Linked DNA regions of Homo sapiens: region 1 is linked to region 2. The links are chromatin contacts, found by Hi-C or POLR2A ChIA-PET in ENCODE. All regions are on one chromosome and are shown on one strand. Each heading gives the region's core, a stretch centred on a gene start or an enhancer-like site at or near the end of the contact. The rest is flanking DNA. Distances are from core to core; before and after follow the strand shown.

Evidence for each region. Hi-C counts contacts between places; a loop is a spot of excess contacts on that map. ChIA-PET counts read pairs that join two places held with the same protein, here RNA polymerase II (POLR2A). Pooled maps may share reads with other maps.
Region 1: a loop to region 2 is called in a pooled map, with 4 times the contacts of the local background. The contact joins the enhancer-like site here to the promoter of ZNF284 in region 2. A Hi-C loop is called at or near these places in 1 of 50 pooled maps. POLR2A ChIA-PET finds 5 or more read pairs at or near these places in 2 of 52 experiments (IMR-90 and activated T-cell).

The regions. Positions count from the first base shown.
Region 1 is chr19:43,724,365-43,730,306 of GRCh38, reverse strand. SMG9 (SMG9 nonsense mediated mRNA decay factor) reads left to right here. Exons shown (of 14, transcript NM_019108.4): 14 at 1-2,324. Among named protein-coding and RNA genes, the nearest start is that of IRGC, 11 kb to the right of the region's middle. Within about 2 kb of position 3,391, at least 5 of the 41 ENCODE cell types and tissues checked have a DNase peak (open chromatin) inside an H3K27ac peak, as active enhancers do.
Region 2 is chr19:44,069,107-44,074,589 of GRCh38, reverse strand. ZNF284 (zinc finger protein 284) reads right to left here and starts at 2,431. Exons shown (of 5, transcript NM_001037813.4): 1 at 2,299-2,431.

The DNA.
Region 1 (5,942 bases), core at 2,142-4,641, 350 kb after region 2:
CATGATCTTAGTTTGAGGTTTCCCAAAGTATGTCTCCAAATTGGTCTCGCCACCCCAAATTAATCCATCGTTCAGTAAAGCAGTCAGCTCCAGTCCAGCTGGCTGAGTCTGTTCATCCATTGCCCTCCCCCACCCCCTGCCGCCCGTGGCACATATTTGTCTCCCTGGTTTCCTCCTGCTTTCAAGCATCCCATACAGCCCTGGTGTTTCATACCATGGGGATCCAGGGCCTTGTGAGAAACAACTGAAGTGAGGGGGGGCGGGGGGTCAGTGAAGAAAGCACTCAGCAGGGCCAGAGAAGGTCAGGCCAGAAGTGGATAGAATGCCAGTCTCTACAGAGGGCTGAGGCCTGGGAGACAGGAGGCCCAGCACAGGCTCTGGCACAGCCACTTCCTGACCGACTGTAGTAGGCAAGGAGCCTCCCCTCTCTGGCCATTATTCCAACATTTAAGATCATCCTCGAGGCCCTTCAGAGCTGTGACATTCACTGCCCTTTTACCGAAATGCTTCTAAATCCTTTGCCCCACTGTCGTGATCTCTACAGAACCCTCCTGACCATCCTCTCCAGCTAGATAACCCAGCTCTTCCCTGCCTTGTCAAAATGTCTGCCCCAAGTCTCATCCCCACCCCTGCTTCCCCAGGGGGTCTTCCTGCTGGTTGATTTGGGGGTTTGCCAGAGTAGGAAAGGTGGTGGGGGCAACGGCCAGAGAAAGATGGGAGACCCAAGGCAAGACGGCACCAGACAGCATGCAACTCAGTCCAGGAGAGTTGGAGCTTCAGTTTCTTCCATCCCAGCCCCTTTCAGCACAAGGCTGGGGACAGAGAGAACTGTGCCCTCCCAGCCCTAACCTACCACCTCCTGCTGGCCCAGCTCAGGGCTGAGATTGTTGATTGGATTCACCTGTGATCTTGTGGTCAGTGTTGCCAAGGAAGGTCTGAATCAGCACACTCTTGGTGTCCCTGGCTGCCAAATCCAGGGGCGTGTGAAGCATCCGGTAGATGGTGGTGAAGGAGGTGCTGCAGGTGACCAGGATGCCCGGATGGGTGAAATGAGGCACTCTGGAAATCCGGCCTAGCGTTTCCACCACCACCACCGTGGTGATCTGGTGACCTTGGTCCAAAGGCCCTGTCCCACCTCCAGGGTTTTGTGCAGGGGCTGGCTCGTTGAGGCAGTTTGACAGAGGAGTCAAACTGGCAGTAGCCTTCTGAACAGTGGGTAAGTATGTACCGGTCACCCGCCACCCCCTTTACATCCAGCAGAGGACTCAGGCTGATGCTGCCAGCAGGCCACTGTGGACACCAGCTAGATATACTGCTGCAGGGAGGCCTTCTGCTCTAGGATGGGCTGCAAGATGGGCCTGGCCACCAGGAATGCCTGCTGCTTGTGGCTCTCCAGTCCCTTCATCATTCCCAGCAGGTGGAACTCACGCTTTTCAATTCAGACACAGGAATACATTGGTATCCTTCTCACCCTCCACTGCAGGAAACATGAGCACCGCTCAATCAGCTTCTACACTGGAGCAGGCCATGTTGTGCTGGCAGCTGCCTGGGCTCAAGCGCCTGTCATGAGCGCAGCACTTGGCCTAAGAATGTCAGCCCTGCAGCCAGGCTGCCTATGTTCAGATCCCAGCCTTGCCATCTACCACCTGTGTGGCATTGGACAAGTTGCTAAAGCTTGCTGGGCATCTGTTTTGTCTGCAAAATAAGGTGATGATTGTACCTACCTCCTAGGGGTGTTGTGGTGATTAATTGAGTTCATAATGGTGTCTGTTTTAGTCGGTTCTTGCATTGCTGTAAGGAAATACCTGAGACTGGGTAATTTATAAAGAAAAGGGGTTTAATTGGCTCAGAGTTCTGCAGGCTGAACCAGAAGCATGGTGCTGGCATCTGCTCGGCTTCTGGGGAGGCCTCAGGAAACTTACAATCATGGCGGAAGGTGAACTGGGAGCAGGTACTTCACATGCCCAGAGCAGGAGCAAGAGGGGGCAGGTGGCACACACTTTGAAACCACGAGCTCTTACAACAGATTCACTATTGTGAGGACAGTACCAAGGGGCTGGCGCTGAACCATGAGAAACCACCCCCATGATGCCGTCCCTCCCGCCAGGCCCCACCTCCAACAGTGGTGACTACAAACTACAAGTTGACATGAGATCTGGTGGGGACACAGATCCAAACCATATCAGTGCCTGACCTATGCTGAGCCTCAATAAATGTTAAATGCCACCATCATCCACAGGTGCCAGGTCTGCATTGGGCACATAGCATTTTGCAATCCTCTAACTTTGCAAATAAATGAGCCAATACATACTCTTTCTCCTTAATGCAAGCGATTGGTCTCTATCACCAGTGACTGAGAAGTGCCGACTGTTAGGGAATGGCAGCTAAAAAGCATTATTTCACTACAAAGTCTAGTTCAGTCATGCGCTGGTACCGGGGGTGACCTCTTTTCCCACTCTGGGCCTCTGCTGGAAGACGAAGGGGAAGGGGTGGGCAGTATCTCAAGGGTCCAGGCTCTCCTTCTCTGCCACCAGTACCCCAGAGCATGTCCCTGACCTTCCAGCTACTGTTGACAGCCATCCAGGATCTGGCTGAGCCCACTCTCCTCAGAGAAGGTGCTGGGGTGGCAGCTTTGGGGGTGGCAAACTCCATCTTGGAGCAGAGGAAGGAGAAACGCCCTGCTGCAGGATCTCGCGAGCCAGCTGGGCATGGCCGGTGGTCAAATGCTCTGATGCAATGATAATGAGGATGTAACGGTCCAGCAGCACCTGCTGGAGGTACTTGTCAGCCTAAAAAGTGGGCGTGCCTATGCCTGGCCGGTCTGATGATGACCGTGGGTGCGGGTAGGGTGTAGGGTCCACAGCCATTTCTATCACAGCCATGCAGGCTGAGTTAGGGTCTTTATTTCGTAGCCTCTCATGATATTGACAGGTCAACTTGCCTGAGCCTGTGCCCTTGGTAGTGCCAGCGTGCAGCCTGCATTCTCCCGTGAACAAAGTGTGGCCTGCAACTTGGCAGCAACTGCTGGCAGATTCCCCATCTTGCGGGCCTCCGTCAGAGCCCTGGCTGCCTCTCACGACAGCATCAGTATCTTGAACTGGCTGAGGGCTGGCTGGGCTGTACTTGCCATGGGTTGCCTGACCCCTAGTTCTCCAGCTTCAGAACGTGGTGACCCTTAGCAGAACAGGGGAGGGAGTATTTTCACCCTGAGTTACCCATTCTCCAATCCCTCTGCATGCCTGTCATAAATGTGTTACAATATACTTGCTGCCTTGGCATCCACTTTTAGGCCTGACATACATTGTTTGAAACTCAACGAAACCTCATCACCTTGGCCTAGTAAAACTTCCCCTTCCCCTTGTGGCTTGCAGTTTAGCCCACTTGTTCCTCATCTCACCAATCCAAAATCCAACAACATCCTACAGTGGCTGACCATGGCCCTATGGGATGGTCAACATCAGAGCGATGTAAATAAGTTCCCCCTTCAAGCGTGTTTTCTTTAAAATAGCCAATCCACAACCACCATGGGAAAGCCTAAGGGAATACAGGCATAGGCCCACAGGTTGTTTTTTTTTTTTTTTTGAGACGGAGTCTAGCTCTGTTGCCCAGGCTGGAGTGCAGTGGCGCAATCTCGGCTCACTGCAACCTCTGGCCTCCCGGGTTCAAGTGATTCTCCAGCCTCAGTCTCCCGAGTAGCTGGGATTACAGGTGCCCGCCACCACCCCTGGCTAATTTTTTGTATTTTTAATAGAGATGGGGTTTCACTATATGTTGGCCATGCTGGTCTCGAACTCTTGACCTCAGGTGATCCACCCACCTTGGCCTCCCAAAGTGCTGGGATTACAGGTGTGAGCCACTGCACACAGCTCTCCATGACTGTTTGACACTATCTTTTGATTCCCTAAAAAATGTTTACAAGAATTTCCGCTAGATAATGCTGAACTGGCTGAACTATGGATATAGATGGATCGTATCTGAAAGATGACAATGGTAAAAACTGTGTAAGATATGTAGTTACCACTTCCTTCGAAGTTGCTGAAGCCGCCCCTTACCTGTGGCTACTTTTTTTTTTTTCTTTTGAGATGGAGTCTTGCTCTGTTGCCCAAGCTGGAGTACAGTGGCGCAATCTCAGCTCACTGCAACCTCTGCCCACTGGATTCAAGCAATTTTCCTGCCTCAGCCTCCCGAGTAGCTGGGATTACAGGCACCCACCACCATGCCCAGCTAATTTTTTTGTATTTTTAGTAGAGACAGGGTTTCGTCATGTTGGCCAGTCTTCCTGAACTCCTGACCTCAAGTAATCTGCCTACCTCGGCCTCCCAAAGTGCTGGGATTACAGGTGTGAGCTGCTGCGCCTGGCCCCTGTGGCTACTTTTGCACGAAAAGCTAAACTCACTGCCCTTGCTGGCCTCCTCGTGAAAGGGCAATCTGTTACTCTATACAGATAGTAGATATGCCTTTGGGGTTGCTCCTGATTTTGGACTGCTATGGAAATGAAGGGGTTTACTCACGTCCACTGGAGGTCAAATTAAAAATGGATCCTATGTACGGGACTTACTGGATGCCATCCAGCTGCCAGCTGCCTTGGCTATTATGGAAACTCCCGGACATTCAAGGTTAACCTCTGCGGAAGCTAGAGGAAACAGTCTTGGCTGATAATGCCGCAAAGGATGCTGCTGTTAAAGGTTCGGTTCCTCAAATCTCTCTTGAGGCCCAGCTAAAAGAGCCACCAAAAGGTGATCTAAAAATGATTACCAAAGATGCACAAAATTGGGCACCAGAAACGGAAGAACAAAATTGGAAAGATCACACTGCTAGTTCAATGATTTGAAAAAAAAAAAAAAAAAAAAAAAAAAGCTGTGTTTAAGGCCTGATAACCAGTTCTCTCCAAGTCAATATTCTTAACTACAGTACATAATCTGACCCACTGGGGAACTTACAAATTGTTTTATGAAACAATATTAGGGGGAGTGACATTAAAAGAAGCTGTACTGGCCAAGTGCAGTGGCTCTCGGGCCTGTAATCCCAGCACTCTGGGAGGCCGAAGGGGGCGGATTGCTTGAGTCCAGGAGTTCGAGACCAGCCTGGGCAACATAGGGAAATCGTGTCTCTACTAAAAATATCAAAATAAGTAGTTTCAACTACTGGGGAGGCTGAGGTGGGAGAGTCACCTGAGCCTAGGAGATCAAGGCTGCAGTGAGTGGAGATCGTGCCATTGCACTCCAGTCTGAGTGACAGAATGAGACCCTCTCTCAAAAAAAAAAAAAAAAAAAAAAAAAAAAGCTGCCAAAAAAAAAAAAAAAAGCCTATTTGGCACTTGTGCCACCTGCCGTAAGTTTAACTCAGGAAAATGTGTACATCCCGATCCTGGACATTTTAATCTACCTAATGGGCCCTTCAAGGTTTGGCAAATGGATTTTATCCAACTACCCACTTCCGTGTGTGTGTGTGTGTGTGTGTGTGTGTGTGTGTGTGTATATATATATATATATATATATATGTACTAGTAACAGTTTGCACATTCTCCTATTGGGTAGAGGCTTTCCTGGTAGACAAGCCACTGCTTCAGCTGTGGCCAAAATTCTCCTGGAAAAAAAGTATTCCCACCTAGGGAACTCCCCTTGAAGTACATCGTGATCAGGAGCCCATTTTACTGGCCATATAATAAAACAAGTGAGTTCAGTTTGGCCAATTTCTCAGCATTTCCACTGTCTACAATCCCCAATCTTCTGGCTCAGTGGAACAAACAAGGGGAACTATAAAAACCCAGTTGGATGGCCGGGCACAGTAGCTCACCCCTGTAACCCCAGCACTTTGGAAGGCTGAGGCAGGCAGATCACTTGAGATCAGGAGTTCAAGACCAGCCTGGCCAACATGGTGAAACCCCATCCCTATTAAAAATACAAAAATTAGCCAGGTGTGGTGGTACACGCCTATAATCC
Region 2 (5,483 bases), core at 1,182-3,681:
TGTGGGCTTCTTTGCTGCAGAAAGCTACAAGCAACTGTCTCTGGCTACAGGTATGTTCCTGGTGGTATCTGGGTGATCAGCAAGAACAAAGCAAACAGGAAAAATGTAAACATTTGGCAAATTTGGGTAAAGAGTATATGAGAATTTCTAACACTATTTTTGCAATTTTTCTATAGGTTTCAAATGATATGAAAATAAAACGTTAAATATTTTTTTTTTTTGAGACCGGGAGGCAGAGGATGCAGTTTCGCTCTTGTTGCCCAGGCTGGAGTATAATGGTGCAATCTTGGCTCACTGCAACCTCCGCCTCCCGGGTTCAAGCGATTCTCCTGCCTCAGCCTCCCGAGTAGCTGGGATTACAGGCATGCGTCACCATGTCTGGCTAATTTTGTATTTTTAGTAGAGATGGAGTTTCTCCATGATGGTCAGGCTGGTCTCAAACTCCCGACCTCAGGTGATCCGCCCACCTCGGCCTCCCAAAGTGCTGGGATTACAGGCGTGAGCCACCATGCCCGGCCAATATCAGGAAACATTTACCAAAAAAAAAATGAGATAACGATGAGATAAATTAGGATGAGCATGATATAACATGTAAGTTCACTAGCTATTTCCCTCTTGGCAGTGTTTCCAAATTTCCATAGTTAAACACATAAGGGAAAACACATTTTTTTAATCATAAAATTTTGTTTAAATGTTTATAAATAAATATGCAAATATGCCAAAGAAAGACCAAAAAGAAATGCACCGGGTGCGGTGGCTCACGCCTGTAATCCCAGCACTTTGGGAGGCCGAGGCTGGTGGATCATGAGGTCAGGAGATCAAGACCATCCTGGCTAACACGGTGAAACCTCATCTCTACTAAAACTACAAAAAAATTAGCCGGGCGTGGTGGCGGGCGCCTGTGGTCCCAGCTACTCACACAGGAGGCTGAGGCAGGAGAATGGCGTGAACCTGGGAGGCGGAGTTAGCAGTGAGCCGAGATCGTGCCACTGCACTCCAGCCTGGGCAACACAGTGAGACTCTGTCTCAAAAAAAAAAAAAAAATGCACTCGAAGTTTAACAGTTACTATCTTTACATGCTGGATTCATGGGTAATTATAAACTTGTACTACTCGTATTTCTCCAATTTCTGAACGCTCCACAATCATACCGCTGCATAACAAGTGAAATATTTGTAATAAATGAAATAGTTCTAATGAATGAAATAGTTGATAAACTCCCAGAACAGTCCAAGCCCATAAGCCTTGCTCTCAAGGCTCCCTTCAATCAAGTCCTAGCTTGCTTTCCCCACTAGATTCCAGCTAGTTCCTCTGCCTCAATGAGAATGTATCCAAAAGATTATCAACTAAGGCTCTGACCTGTAACGCCCAGGTTTCAACCGCAGCTCCACCTCTTACTGCTTAGGTGACTATTCTCAGATAACTCCTGCTCCTTTGTATCTCACTCATCTTTAAAACTGAAAAAAGTAGTACCTCTCCACAGAGCCACGGTGTGGCGAAAATGTGACTACTTGTATAAAGCTCTTGGGATAAAGTTACCAATTGAGGCTTAATTATTATCAACACCCATGCCTGAGGACACATCCTACACTCTTGGTCGGGGTGAGCATCTCTGTAAAAGAAAAAAAGCCAAGGACCACTCTCGTGGAACTTTGCCCTCAGTAGCCAAGAAGTCCCTCCCTGCAGCTCTTTTTGAGAATCAGGCTGGGGAAGGAGAAAGCTGTGAAACACCCTGACCGCATTGCCGTCCGGCATAAAAGTTAAATGTTCCTCTCCCTTCGTGGAAATGGAAACAACCCTCGCCTTCCTAAAAAGAGGTCAGAAGCGTCCGGGATCACCCAGCGTCCTGCAGGAATCAGAGACAAGGGCGGGGATCCCTGCAGATGGAGCTCTGACCCCACCCGGGGACCTGACAGGCTTCGTGGGAAATAAACACTAAGAAGAGACCACCAGTCACTAAGGGAGGGGCTGCTTTAAGGCTTTCATTTGTGTTACCTCTTCCAGTTCCCAAAACGATTTCATTAGGATGGTCCTAAAGTCCCCATTTTAAAGAACAGCAGTGGGAGGTACAGGGAGATTAATAACATCCCAACCCTAAATTGTGAGAAAGTAGCCTCACAGGTGGGATGGAGGGAGGCGGACTGAGCGAGCTGAGAGCCCCAAAAACCCTCAAACCAGGCGAGACGCGTCCCGACCAAGTCCCAACCCCCAGCCTCATGCCCGGGGACGCGAGGACAGCCCCAAGACCAAGAAGGCTCCGCTGACAAGAACGAAAAGAGAGGCCGTTGTCCCTCCAAACCTCCGTTTTCCAACGAGACTCCTTCTCCCCTTAGTCAACTTCCAGGTGGTTGCGAGCCAGCATCGTAAGGGGACACGTTTAGAAGGACCGACAAGACACAGGACTGACACCAAACTACCACCGAATGCACTGCAGCAACCTCGCCCCCCGGGAGCGGAAGTGCCCCTACCCCGCGCAGCGTGTGAACTACATTTCCCAGAATTCCCCGGATACGCCGTCCTGAGCCTACTTGCTCGTCATTCAACAGATCTCCTGCGCTACACTTCCTTGAATCTCAAAGGAGACGTTCTATAGTATCACCTTCCGGCGGGAAGCGTGGGACTCCGCGGTGCTCTTTGACTACACTTCCTGCAATGCCCACGAGGAATGAATCCCATAGACCCAAGCGCCTGGTTTGGAATATGGACTGTGGCCCTGAGAGTGGTCCTTCCCTCTCCCTGCGTCCTCGAGAGAAAATATTGAATAGACAGGAATTCCTGAAGTCTACACGCCTCCCATGATGACAGGAGTGTTACTGAAAGAGAACAAAGCAAGGAGATACAATCTTCAAGGAGTTAGCGGGGAGTGACTGTGGAGCGGTCAGGAGATGGCTGAAAGGCTAATATACTAGACGCTAATAGTATGAGGCTAAATCTAAGAGCTTAAATAATGGGCCAGGAAAAATGGTTTGGGAGAGGCATTGAGTGGGGCACCAGCCCCTGGTACAACCAGACACTGTTGTACCACTGGTTTGGCAAGAAAAACAACCACAGTTTAAGTGTTTAAGAGGGCTGTAAGAGTTAAAGAGAAAAAAAAAAAAAACACGAAAAGCGGCTCAACAGTCAAAGACAGGTTCGTTTTGGAGAATAAACCGAGAGGGCCTTCTGGCCGATTGCAGTCAGGAGCGCTCTCTCTTACGGACTAAGAGTATGTATTGGCTTTAGGGAGAGAGAGCTTACCACAGGCTTAGAATGTTTCTGTATTGGGGAGAAGTCTGTTGTGGGGTTGGAATATCTCTGGTTGGAGGGGAAGTTATCTTGGGACTGACATCTCTCCAATGGAAGGGAGGTTATCTCGGTGCTGGCATGTCTCTGGTCAGGGAGGGGTTTATCTTATGGTTGGAATGTTTCTGATTGGAGATGTCATTTGTGGTTTATGGTCATGCTGACCTTAGCCATTAGGCTGATGCCCTTTGGATTTAGGCAGTTTTTGATCAACGCGAACTTTAAAATGGCAGTGTTTGTCCAAGATGGCGATGCTCCTGCCCTGTCAAGGGCCAATATGGAGGGCCAATTGCCCTCCTGGAAAAGCTATCTTCCCACTTTTAAAGTTTTCATATTAATATTCTTTAGACGTGGAAATGCCACATTTAAGAGAAATTAAACTGCTTAGTATTGTGAAAGGAAAATATCTTGGGCCCCCAAAATCACTAAGGAAATCTCAAGCTGGAAATCGCTTAGGGCAAACCTGCCTCCCATTCTATTCAAAGTCACTCCTCTATCTGTCCTTGCTATCACGAGAACAGCATGGGAAAGACCCACTCCCATGATTCAATTACCTCCTACTAGGTCCCTTTCATGATATGTGGGAATTATGGGAGCTATAATTCAAGATGAGATTTGGGTGGAGACACAGCCAAACCGTATCAGTATGTGTAGATTTCTTATTTTCCATTATTACTTAAAAGAAAGCACGTTTCTAACTCTTCTATGGTCATGTAACAACATATCCTAGAAATCACTTCATGTACAGTACATTCTTTTTAGTGCTGCGTAAACTAGAAAATCCAGAAATAAATTTCTACACCTACAGTGAGCTCATTTTCAACAAAGGTGCTAAGTATATATATTGGGAAAAGGACAGTCTCTTCAATAAATGGTGCTAGAAAAACATGATATCCACATATAGAAGAATGAAACTTCAACCCTGTTGTTCACCATATACAAAAATAAAATCGAAATGGATTAAAGACTTAAATCTAAAACCTCGAACTATGAAACTACTACAAGAAAACATTGGGGAAATGTTCCAGGACATTGGTCTGGGCAAAGATTTCTTGAGTAATACCCCAAAAGCATAGACAACCAAAGCAAAAATGGACAAATGGGATCACGTCAAGTTAAGAAGCTTCTGCACAGCAAAGGAAGCAATCAACAAAGTGAAGAGACAACCCACACAATAGGAGAAAATATTTGCAAACTATCCATCTGACAAGGGATTAATAACCAGAATATAAGAAGCTCAAACCAAATAGGAAAAAATTTAATAAATCAATTTTAAAATGAGCAAAATATCTGAATAGACATTTCTCAAAAGAGGGCATACAAATGGCAAACAGGTATATGAAAAGGTGCTCTACATCATAGATCATCAGATAAATACAAATCAAAACTACCATGAGATATCCCACTCCAGTTAAAATAGCTTTTATTCAAAAGACAGGCAATATCAAATGTTGGTGAGGATGTGGAAGGAGTGAAGGAGGGAATCCTCGCACATTGTTGGTGGGAATGTAAATTAGTAGAACCACTGCGGAGAACAGTATGGAGGTTCCTCAAAAAATTAAAACTATATCAAAGTGATATCTGCACCCTCCCCTGCAATGTTTATTGCAGCACTATTCACAATAACCAAAATTTGGAAGCAACCTAAGTATGCATCAACAGGTGAATGGATACAGGAAATGGACATATACACAATGGAGTACTATTCAGCCACAAAAAGAATGAGATTTTGTTATTTGCAACAATATGGATGGAATTGGAAGGACATTACATTCAGTGAAATAAGTCAGGCACAGAAAGACAAACTTCACATCTTCTCACTTATTTGTAGGAGCTAAAAATTAAAACAATTGAATGCATGGAGACAGAGAGCAGAATGTTGGTTACCAGAGGGAGGGAAAGTTAAGGTTGGTGGTGAGGGAAGTGGGGATGGTTAGTGGGTACAAAACTATGCTTAGATAGAATGAATAAGATCTGGTATTTGATAGCACAACAGAGTTACAGTCAATAATAATTTATTGTACATTTGAAATAACTAAACGAGTACGGATTGTTTCTAACACACACAAAAATCTGATAAATGCTTGTGGTAACAGATACCCCATTTACCCTGATATGATTATTATGCATTGTATGCCTGTATCAACATATATACTCCATATGTGTACCCATAAAAATTAGGATTTTTTTTTTTTAGGCTGA